Regions from separate parts of the Homo sapiens genome. Here regions 2 and 3 are each linked to region 1. A link is a contact called in ENCODE Hi-C or POLR2A ChIA-PET data. All regions are on one chromosome and are shown on one strand. The core of a region is the stretch at or near the end of the contact, and the rest is flanking DNA. Distances in the headings are between cores, read along the strand shown.

Evidence for each region. Hi-C counts contacts between places; a loop is a spot of excess contacts on that map. ChIA-PET counts read pairs that join two places held with the same protein, here RNA polymerase II (POLR2A). Pooled maps may share reads with other maps.
Region 2: a map with no recorded cell type shows a loop between it and region 1 (6-fold over the local background). The contact joins the enhancer-like site here to the promoter of ANTXR2 in region 1. A Hi-C loop is called at or near these places in 9 of 37 single-sample maps with no recorded cell type and 5 of 50 pooled maps. POLR2A ChIA-PET finds 5 or more read pairs at or near these places in 1 of 52 experiments (T-cell).
Region 3: a loop to region 1 is called in a map with no recorded cell type, with 20 times the contacts of the local background. The contact joins the enhancer-like site here to the promoter of ANTXR2 in region 1. A Hi-C loop is called at or near these places in 12 of 37 single-sample maps with no recorded cell type and 5 of 50 pooled maps.

What each region holds. Positions count from the first base shown.
Region 1 is chr4:80,071,639-80,075,213 of GRCh38, reverse strand. It overlaps ANTXR2 (ANTXR cell adhesion molecule 2), which reads left to right and starts at 1,985. Exons shown (of 17, transcript NM_058172.6): 1 at 1,985-2,805; 2 at 3,560-3,575. The coding sequence starts at 2,654. RefSeq lists enhancers at 1,636-1,915, 2,246-2,355 and a silencer at 2,536-2,695.
Region 2 is chr4:81,050,280-81,053,854 of GRCh38, reverse strand. It overlaps BMP3 (bone morphogenetic protein 3), which reads right to left. Exons shown (of 3, transcript NM_001201.5): 3 at 1-510. The coding sequence ends at 319. Among named protein-coding and RNA genes, the nearest start is that of BMP3, 21 kb to the right of the region's middle. RefSeq lists a silencer at 1,528-1,577. Within about 2 kb of position 1,524, at least 2 of the 41 ENCODE cell types and tissues checked have a DNase peak (open chromatin) inside an H3K27ac peak, as active enhancers do.
Region 3 is chr4:80,874,757-80,878,331 of GRCh38, reverse strand. The region is part of intron 4 of CFAP299 (cilia and flagella associated protein 299); the gene reads right to left. Among named protein-coding and RNA genes, the nearest start is that of BMP3, 150 kb to the left of the region's middle. Within about 2 kb of position 1,576, at least 3 of the 41 ENCODE cell types and tissues checked have a DNase peak (open chromatin) inside an H3K27ac peak, as active enhancers do.

The DNA of each region.
Region 1 (3,575 bases), core at 736-3,235:
TGGACAAGAGACTGATTTTAATAACTCTCCTGATAAGAGACCACTGACCATAGACTGGTTCTGGCTGGTTTACAGAGGCTGTGGCACTGAGTGCCTTCATGTCTTCTGTTTCACCTTTTGACATATAGGGCCTAATTATAATACATTTAATTGTTAAGTCTCCACCTCAAAGTGAACATGAGACATATGCAACTTGCATGTTTGCTTACTATTCATGTTTGCTTACTAAACATGCATGTTGCATATGTCCCATGTTCACTTTGATGTGGAAACTTAACCCACCTGCTTCAGAAATATGCATAGTTCATGTACCCCTTGCTTCAGAAATATTCATAGTTCCTCCTATAACCTGTTGAATATGTATACTTGGCCAACTCATTTAGCATAAATTCCTGTTCCACCCTTTCCTCCCTCAAAGTGCCTGCTTTTTGTCTCTGCCAGAGGCTACACTTCCCAGCCTGTCAAGATGTCCAGCCTGCAGCTGTAACCCTTTATAAGAAATGAAGTTCTCCTTTCCAAATTTATGAACCTCAGGATTGTTTGTCAACATGTTGCTACTGCAATAGTCTCCTAACTGCTCTCCCTGTTGTCACTGTTGCTAACTCCAAATTCATTGTCTCATTGCAGCCAGAATGATCTTTGAAAAACACAGATCATATCAATTCATCTGCCACTCCACTCCTGGGCTTAAACCCCTCTAATAACCTCCTGTCACACTCAATATTAAATATCTGAATTCCTTATCTCAGTAAACAAAGCATCACATAATCTGGCCCTTGCCTATTTGTCTTACATCATCTTACCTGCAAAGCTCCAGCTACACAGTTTTTTTTTTTTCTTTTTTGAATATGCTAAGCTAATGTCTATGGACCTTTGCAGTAACTCCAAATGTTTCCCCTTAGAGCTCTTGGAATGACTGGGTCTTTTTTGTTAGTCACTGAGTCTGTCATTCTTTATCATCACAATATTTTAAATTTCTACAGGCCACCTTTCCAATATGGACATTTTTTTTCCTTGCTTATGTATTTATTTCTTATTGTCTGTTTTCACTCTTCAGCCAGACTGTCAGCTTCATGAAAGCAAGGGCTTGTTATCTTGTTCTGTGCACTAACCTCCACTTCTGGAACAGTGCCTAGCAAATAATAGGCACTCAATGAATCTTTGTTAAAGTAACTAATTTTTATCTTCAAAGAGCTGACATATCTGGTTGTATATCAAATATAATAAATGAAAAGTTAAATACATATGGCAACAAACAGAAGAGATGTATATGTAAGTACTACATAAAGCATTGATTTTGTTAAAAATGAAAAGGTATTTAGGTTCTAAAAGCCAGTTTTGACTAAGGGAGGGCGGAAGTCACGGAGGTGGGGGGAAGAGAGAGGAGGGAGAGCAGAACTAGTAGACAGAGGATTTGTGCACAAACTTGAGTGCTTGCACAAGTTTTGCAAAGGAGACCTAGCTTGCCCAAAGCTGAAATTCTCCAAAACTGGAGCTTGCAGGGAAATGACAGTGGGCTGAAATATTTTGAGGTACAACTTTCCACTCCCAAAGAGGCCTGCTATCCCCTCCCACTCCCCACTCCGGCCTTTCCTTGGCTTGGCTTTTTTTAAAGAAAAAAAAAAAAAAAACTAAGCAGGTTTCTTTAGAAGAAAAAGAGGAAGTTCATAAAGAGTGTTTGTGGTAGTAGGGGTGGGGTGGAGTGAGGAGTGAGGAGGCCGTCACCTCCCATGGAATCCTTAGTCTTGGGTTTGTGAACCACGCATGGGGGCTGTTTTAGCACAGCTGCTAAAATAGGCCAGGCCTGCAGGACATACGGGTATGTTTAGTTTCTAGATAACTTTTGTTTTTCTAAACTCCTTCTTCCCTTTCCCAAATCTGGCAAGCGTTAGTCATCTTCAACTCGGCAGGAACCCACAAGTGTGCATGTGTGGCTCGGAGGCTTCAGCTGGGGCCCCGCCCTCGTCCCCAGGCGCACACTGACACACGCAGCCCAGACCCGGCCCGAGCGGGCTCCTGCCCTCGGCGTGGCTTCTCTCCAGCCGGGAGTCCCAGGGCCAGCTAGCCTCCTCCCCTAAAGGGGACGGCCTGTCAGCGCAGTGCCAGAGTCCAGCACCGGGAGGAAAGTTTCGGAGTGCGGAGGGAGTTGGGGCCGCCGGAGGAGAAGAGTCTCCACTCCTAGTTTGTTCTGCCGTCGCCGCGTCCCAGGGACCCCTTGTCCCGAAGCGCACGGCAGCGGGGGGGACTTCAGCCCTCCAGGCGGGGTGGGTTCCAGGTCCGGGTCCGAGGCGGGCGCTGGAGGCTCGGCCCCAGGCCGGAGAGGAACTCCTTTCGCGAGCTGTCGCCGTGGGCCCGCATTGTCTGCAGGAACTCTCCGGAATCGGGAGGGGGAGGACTGGATCGCGCTTCCACTGGGATTCGTCAAGAGTTCCGGCGGCAGCTGCGGCGGTGGCGGAGACTCCCTTTGTCCTCTCAGGACCTCCCTCTCTCCCTCCCTGTCAGCTGGTGGGTCCCGCTGCCGCAGGCGCCGGCGTCTCAGCTGCTCGCCGCCCCCCACCCCAGAGTGCGTGCCGGGTGACTCCCGCCACCTTTGCGACCCTCCTGAGCTTAGGGGACTGCGAGCGGGAGGGAGTCTCAGGCCCCCGGCCGCAGGATGGTGGCGGAGCGGTCCCCGGCCCGCAGCCCCGGGAGCTGGCTGTTCCCCGGGCTGTGGCTGTTGGTGCTCAGCGGTCCCGGGGGGCTGCTGCGCGCCCAGGAGCAGCCCTCCTGCAGAAGAGCCTTTGATCTCTACTTCGTCCTGGACAAGTGAGTGTGCGAGGGAGGTCCAGGGTCTCCTGGTGAGGGCGGCACTGGATCAGCTGGGGCTGAGGCTGAGATGCGTGTGCGCACCCCGGGGAGTGGTGTTGGAAACCCGCGGAGGGGTGCCCTGTTGCTGTCTTCTTTCAAAGGGCAAGCGCGTTCGGATCTGTGTGGGCGGAGATCAGCCGGGTCGGGGGTAGTGATTGGAGCCCCGGGCTACTTGGCTCTTTGGGGAGTTGGGGTATTCACTGTTTGCCAGTCTTTTGGCCTCTTGGGAAATGGGAGTGTGGCCTCTTGCGGGCCACGCTCCATCGGCCACAGAGTCCTTACCCACCTCCTCGACCCTGCTCGTACGCAGGCTAAAGTTTGCCTGGTTTTATCCTAATCATAGCGCTTTCATTGGAGCCAGGAAAAGCCTAGGGTTAACATGCCCAATGTGGTTTGCATTTCCTGCGAAGAAAGGCTTTTGTGTTTACTCTGAAGAGCTGGGTTCCACTCTAAACAATTAGGCAGGTATTTACCCACCCCAGAAAACGGGCTGACTTCTTCTTCTTCTTTTTTTTTTTGACGGAGTCTTGCTCTGGGACTGACTTCTTTAACTCTGGGTACCACCAAAGTTTCAGCTACAGATACCCTTACTTAGCTTGAAAAAGAGGCCAGGTGCCCCTATGTTCGTGGCATTGAAGAAGGAACCATTTCAAAATGTTTACTTTTCAGTTCCGTGTTTTGTTTCTCTGATCAGTTCAATTTCATCTTTCAGGTCTGGGAGTGTGGCA
Region 2 (3,575 bases), core at 275-2,774, 980 kb before region 1:
GAACATTACAAAAATAAACCAGTGTGTTCTCTAACAGTTCTAAAAACAGTTTGATAAGTTGTTGTGTTTGATTACAAAAAGAGAAATAGATGTCCATATTTACTAAAAATCTTGCTTTAAGTTACATTCAGAAACAAATACAGTTCTTTTCCTTGGTGGCAATCTTCAGTCTATTTGCTCATTCCCCTCTGACTATAGAAATAATCTTTTGAAACAAAATGCATTGGCAGTGCAAAAAAAAAAAAAAAAAAAACAGGAAGAAGTCCATAAAAATAAACTAATGATTGAATTAAGCATTCAAATGAGTTCTTTGCCAGGTTATCTGCAAGCGCAAGACTCTACTGTCATGTTAGGGTATACTTTAAGCACTACATTCTTATTTTCATCAAAGAATAAAATACTGAGTGAGGACATCTTTTCTGGTACACAGCAAGGCTCAGGAATCCCAGGAACGACCCCCACAGCTCTCACTATACTCTGGATGGTAGCATGATTTGATGGCTTCAAAGACTAGAGAAAGAAATGAAAGAAGAACACATATGTTAGGTGGAACTGCGTTTCCACTCCTCAGTCCTCATTACACAAAATGCTTATCTAATGAATTTGTTTCAACAATTTAATAAAACCTCTGGCATCATTATACATTAAGCCCAATCGCCTATCCCACCACTACCAAAATGGTTATTATTTATTAAGTGCCTGCTGCATTCCAGGCATATTATATGTAGTATCTCTAATTCTCACAACAAAGCTAACATTTCTTACATTTTACAAAGGCTCAAAAAGCTTAAACGACTTATCTAAGTTCAAATAGCTTGTAAATGGTAGAGGATTTAAACCAAGTTATCTCAGCAAGAATCATTTAATTACAAACAACTTAGCCCCCAAACATGGAATTAATACACTCTACGGTGTTTTCAATAACAGGATTGAAACAAAAAATGATTCGTTATTGACCCTACATTAATCAAAATCCTAACAAGCACTCTATTTAACAGAGATACATTATTGCCACTGCTATATTGATATTTAGGCATTGTTGTTAAAATAAAACCAAGCAGGTCAGAGGGGTATTGATTTATTTAATTTAATAGTTGCCAAGATGGATTGGATGGTTACTATTCCACTATGTAATTATTCAACTCTCCTTAGAAGTACAAACTGGGGGGTAAGAAGACCACACCATTGGCCACTGGGGGTCACTGTTGCTCCACTGGTTTAGAATTAGGCATGGAGTTGTGTTCTAAGAGTGGGCCACGTCCTCTGGGAATTCCCTCTGGGAATTATGAGGGCCTAAAGTTATCCTATGGATACCAGAACTTTCACCAAAGAAGCCTGAGTAAGAATCTTTTCCCTGAGAAAATGCCAAATGGGACCACTAACATTCATGTGAAGCATGTGGTTTTATTTAGAGAACCCCATACAGCTCTGCTCTAGCTAAAAGTACTAAAGGAACAGTCATTTTTGCAAGTCCAGAATGTTAGGTATTGCCAGAGTGGTAAGAACTTCCTAAGAGATGCCCCACTGTGCAACACCTGTGTTTCTCGATTCCTCTTTTAGGCAGGTGAAAGTAGTTTTGTTTTAAACACATTGAGAAACAGAAGTTTGGTAACTTGCCAGAGACCAATTCAGGAGTAGGACTTTGACCAAAACTTTCGCTTTTTAATTTCAGAACTTTGAGCCATGTTTCTCATGGCTCAGAGGAACCCCGCCCCAGTGGATTGGTATTTTAATTTCAAACTCCTAAAGCTCCCAGCATGGGAAACTGGAACAAGTTAAAACTTTAAGGGTATATACAAACCAAGGGAGAAGACAATAATATAGAAAGCAGGCATACTCTTAAAAAAAAAAAGAAAAAAAGGATTATTTTTGGCAGAGAAAGGTTAAATCTCATCCCATCTTTTAATATCAATGAAATAAAATCCATACATCAGACTTCAACTTTATTGTGATTAGGCATAAGTAACTAAATAATTAGACTTAATGATGGGCAACTGTTCTTACTTTTTTTTCCTAGAGATTTTCAGTATATGTTAAAAAGACTGGTTAACTTTGAATTAATTAGCTTTAATTCATTACAAAGCAAGTTATTCCTCCCTTGAGGAGAGGAAGTCCATGCTGTTTTATTTTGCACATTGTATGCCCTGCATCACCAATAATATCTGTGTAACTTACACAAACTACAATCAGTATTGTACAACAAATGTCAGTAGCCATTGCTTGTTATTGCTATTGGTAATTTCTAAAGAAAGCTTTTGCAGCCATCCACTTTTCTCTACTGATTTAAAGTTATTTTTATGACTCAATAATCTAAATAGCTTGTCATAAAGCGAAAACTTTTAAACTAGATTTTCCAAAATTATTCTGTTATTTTAATGTTTAATGACTCCTATAATATTTGAATTTTATACAAAGTGGATCAACTTAATTAGATGAGACCTTGGGTGCTAAATTCTCCTGTGCATTGCTGTTCCTGAGCACCTAGTATAATCTAGGCATGGAACAAATGCTTGTTAAATGGATGAAATACTTAAAAGAAACAACATACCCTCCATTTTTATCCATTTCTGTGGAAATAGTTCCTATCAACACAAATACAAGTTTCTGTGCAAATGACCTGGTGTAGATATGGATAATATTCATGGGTGTTTCCTAGGAAAATTCCTGTCCTTTTTTTTACAGCTTCAAGTAACAAATGATAGATTCAGAAACTATGAGTATATGAGTAGTCTCTAGTGGGCTCACTGGAATTTGGACAGAAGCCCCTGATTCTGCATTGGTGTATCTTATCAGGAACCTCTCAGATTACTAGGAAGTTTCCCCTGCTTTTTTTTTTCTCACTATGAAATCCTCTGATCAACCTGCCATTAACAGAAATAATTACATCGTGCACAAAAGATCCATCCGGTAATTTGCTGGTGTAAAGCATATTGCCAGTCCGGAATTTCTGTTTGTTTCTGAGTTCAGGTCATGTTTCTCATGACTCTTTATTAAACAAGTTAAAAAATTAATATATCAATTACTAATGCATATCTGTGGTATTTGCCTTACCAGCTCTTTCTAATGAGGGTGAAGCACGACTTCAATAGCAGTTAGGTAATTTTTTGCTTAAGTAACTTAGCACATCAAGATTTAATGTTTTTGGAGTTCATTTTTATGACCAGAGATTAGAATTGGAAGATTCAGGAAATTAATTGAGGTTGTATCATTTTGAACGCATTAAATGTGAATTTCTTCTTTGTATGGAATACTTGGTTCAAAGTGTTTAGATTCTTTGCTGCCTAATTCTATGTGTTTGCTATTTATAGCTTTTGCAAAATTCCTTGAAAAAAAAAAAGCAAAACTAACTTCTCTTGGATCTTTGTCAGTGACAACAGCTCAATCACTTTCATTTGAAATTTCTGTTTTCCATCTCTTCTAAGGTGATGAGGAGAGGCAAAGGTATAGAACTTGGCATTAACTGTATGGGTATTTTTCATCTCATGGCAGAATTCCAAGAATCTCTCTCTGGGAGAACAGATTGGCTGTAAGGGCTAGAAATCAGAAAAATCCAAACTGCCGTGTCTGTGAATGAA
Region 3 (3,575 bases), core at 327-2,826, 800 kb before region 1:
GAAATGAGTCAGATATTACCACAAGGAAACAATCAGACAAGTTCAGAATGTGGAACAATCTAAAAGACAAGGGTCCTGTGTTTTTAAAACGTCAATGTCATCACAAAGAAAAGAATATTTGGCTGGGAAGTATGGAGAGAGGTGCTCTTTTAAAGAAAAGGACAGTAAAGAGACACAAGCAATGTAATTTTTATACATTGAATGATGATTCACACAAGTAGCTATAATACATTTTGGACATACTTAAGAAAATTTAAATATGAGCTAAACATTAGATGACAGTAGAAAATAATTATGAATTTTTATCTAAAATAATGGTGATGTTATGTAGGAGGATGTCCTTATACTCATGAGACGCAAGATGAAATATTTTAAGGTGAAATCTGTAAGCTACTTTCAAATAGTACAAACATAGACACAAATAAACACACACCAAAATACCAAAAGAGAATTGAAGCAAGTTTGGAAAAATGTTAACAATTGTTTTGTCTAGGTTGTGAGTATATTAGCCTTCATTGTACTATTCTTTGAACTTTTCCAAAACTTAAAAAAAATTAATAATAAAAAGTTGAAAAAGTTGCACAAAAATTTGAATGTATTTAATGTCACTCAACTGTACACTTTAAACGGTTAAACTGAAATTTTATGTTGTGTATTTTTGACCAAAAATTTTAAAAAGTTGGAAAAAATCTTATGTAGAGTAATCCTGTCTTAACCACAGTCAGTGTCAATAAACTAGAGGTTTTGTGAGATCTCTAATTATTCACTTAAGGTTTATCCAGAGACACAATCTTCAAGGAAACACATTCTAGACAACTAAAGAAACTACCAAGTGATTGCTCTGGGATTCTGACTTTTTCTTTTAAAGCAATGGACCAAACTGTGCATGAATAATTTCTGTCATTAGATGACACAGACAGATACTCTAGTAAGGATTCAGTAGGAATTGTTAGTCCTAGTTTATGGGTTATATGCACAGTATATGGCTTTTGGGATCTCTGCTCTATTTCTGAATTTTCCATGAGAGACAGTACTTAATATTTAGCTTGGAATAAAGAGAAGCTAAAATGAGTTAAGTATTGGAAAATTAAATTTATCTGTAAAAGAATTCCAAGTAGATATTACAAAATTTTTTTGAACCACAGTTCAGAGGATATGAGTAGATTCTAAAAGTATCCTGGGACATAACTGAGGTTCAACAAGTCAGGGCCAATGTTTCCCTAAAGACTTTTAGGCTGAAACCACAATTACAGGTCACTTTTAATTCTGTTCAGAGCTCTTCCACACACAAAGCTGTGGGGACACTATAATTCTTACTCACAGTGACTGAAAATGAAAGCCTGGTTAAGTACAAAGGGGTGTTTTCTGCCAAGCTCAATGAAAGAAGGAAGTGGCAAGGGTGGGTACAGGATGGCCAAAATTTCCTAGTCTTAACTGTGGACAGCAGGATTGCTTAAAGTTCTGAAAAATATTCCTAAATTAGGTCTTGTCACAGGAGACACACTTCTGACAAAAAAAAATATGACCTGGGAAGGATTGGGATATGGATTTGAGGTCAAAAGTGACATCTTTACATGTCAAAGTCTTAAATGGAATAATGTACTGAATTAAAAAAAATAATGGCAGTGATCTCTGTTTGGTCCTGGATTTCTGGTTGTACATATGTATGTGTCTGTATATAACTTTGGTTAAGCCAGCTAACACTTTAATGATACAGGTTTTTTAAGTGTTAAAATGTGAAAAAGGTCTTGTATTAGTCCATTATTATATTGCTATAAGGAAACACCCAAGACTGGGAAGTTTATAAAGAAAAGAGGTCTAATTAACTTACAGTTCCACATGGCTGGGGAGGCCTCAGGAAACTTACAATCATGGCAGAAGGCACCTCTTCCCAGGAAAGCAGGAGAGAGAATGAGTGCCAGCAGGGGAAATGCCAGTTGCTTATAAAACCATCAGATCTTGTGAGAACTCACTCACTATCCTGAGAACAGTATGGAGAAAACTGCCCCCATGATTCAATTACCTTCCATCAGGTCCCTCCCGTGACATGTGAGGATTATATGGATTACAATTCAAGATGAGATTTGGGTGGTGACACAGCCAAACCATATCAGGTCCCTAACCTATAAGGTTGTTGTAAAGAGAAAATGAAATATTATATATAATATAATATTTATAAATGTAATATATAATATTTATATATAATATGTAATATATAAATTATTTAGTACAGTGCTTTAGTTATTAATTAGTACTATGCACAGTAAGTGCTCAGTTAACATCATCATTGTTTTTAAATCATCATCATAATCATCTCAGACTGACGCAGTTCAACCTTGTAACCACGGTATGGAACAACCTGAGGGAGACCAAGGGCTGAAATAAACTCACACGTAGTGGGTGAGCAAAGAATATCATGACTAGGCTAACAGAAAATATGACCTCTAGAATCTAAGATAGCAGTTTAAACCAGAAGTCACAAACTCAAATGCCTAAAAGAAGCTAGCAGGTACTATGCATGAGTAACTCAAGGGTGATGGTGGTATCACTATATGTGGTTAGTGAAGTCTGTGTTAATCTAGTAAAAATATGCCCCATCTGAGGAAGCAGCTGCAGTTTAATTCTGGATGACAGTTGAGATGAGAGATCTTTTTTTTTTTTTTTTTTGAGACAGAGTTTCACTCTTTTTGCCCAGGCTGGAGTGCAATGGCGCGATCTTGGCTCACCGCAACCTCCGCCTCCCAGGTTCAAGCGATTCTCCTGCCTCAGCCTCCCAAGTAGCTGGGATTACAGGCACCTGCCACCATGGCCAGCTAATTTTTTTTTGTATTTTTAGTAGAGACGGGGTTTCACCATGTTGGCCAGGGTGGTCTCGAACTCTTGACCTTGTGATCCACCCGCCTCGGCCTCCCAAAGTGCTGGGATTACAGGCGTGAGCCACCGCGCCCGGCAAGATGAGAGATCTTATAAGTTTAAAGAAAATTTCAAGTCCAAGATATTTTGTGGGAAATTTTTTGTTTCTGAAACATTGACACAATTTTACATACAATTGTGCAGGCCAAATAAACAATTCTGCAGGCAGATCTGGTCCAATGACTAATTGCTGATCTCTGGTTTCTGGCTTTTTACATCATACCTATCTAAGATTAGTACTGGTTCTAAAGATTGGGGTGAGATTGAGCCTCTGGGTTGGGGACAAGTAGACCAGAAGAGTGTTGCTTAATGGAGATATAATACGATATGAGCCAGCAATGTGAACCACAGATGTATTTTTGAATTTTCTAGTAGTCGCATTAAAAACAAATAAAAAGAAATAGGTAAAATTATTTTAATAATGTATTTTATAACTCAAAATATCTATCACATTATTATTTTAACATGAAATAATAATTACTAATAAGACATTTTATATTTTTATGAGAAGTCTTCAGAATCAAGTGTGCATTTTACACTCACAGTACATCTTAATTCAAGGTTAACCATACATCAAGTACTCGGTGGCCATATGCGGGTAGTAGCTACCCTACTAGAGAGCACCAGTCTAGGGCATGCTTCTCAAAATTTAATATTGCTAT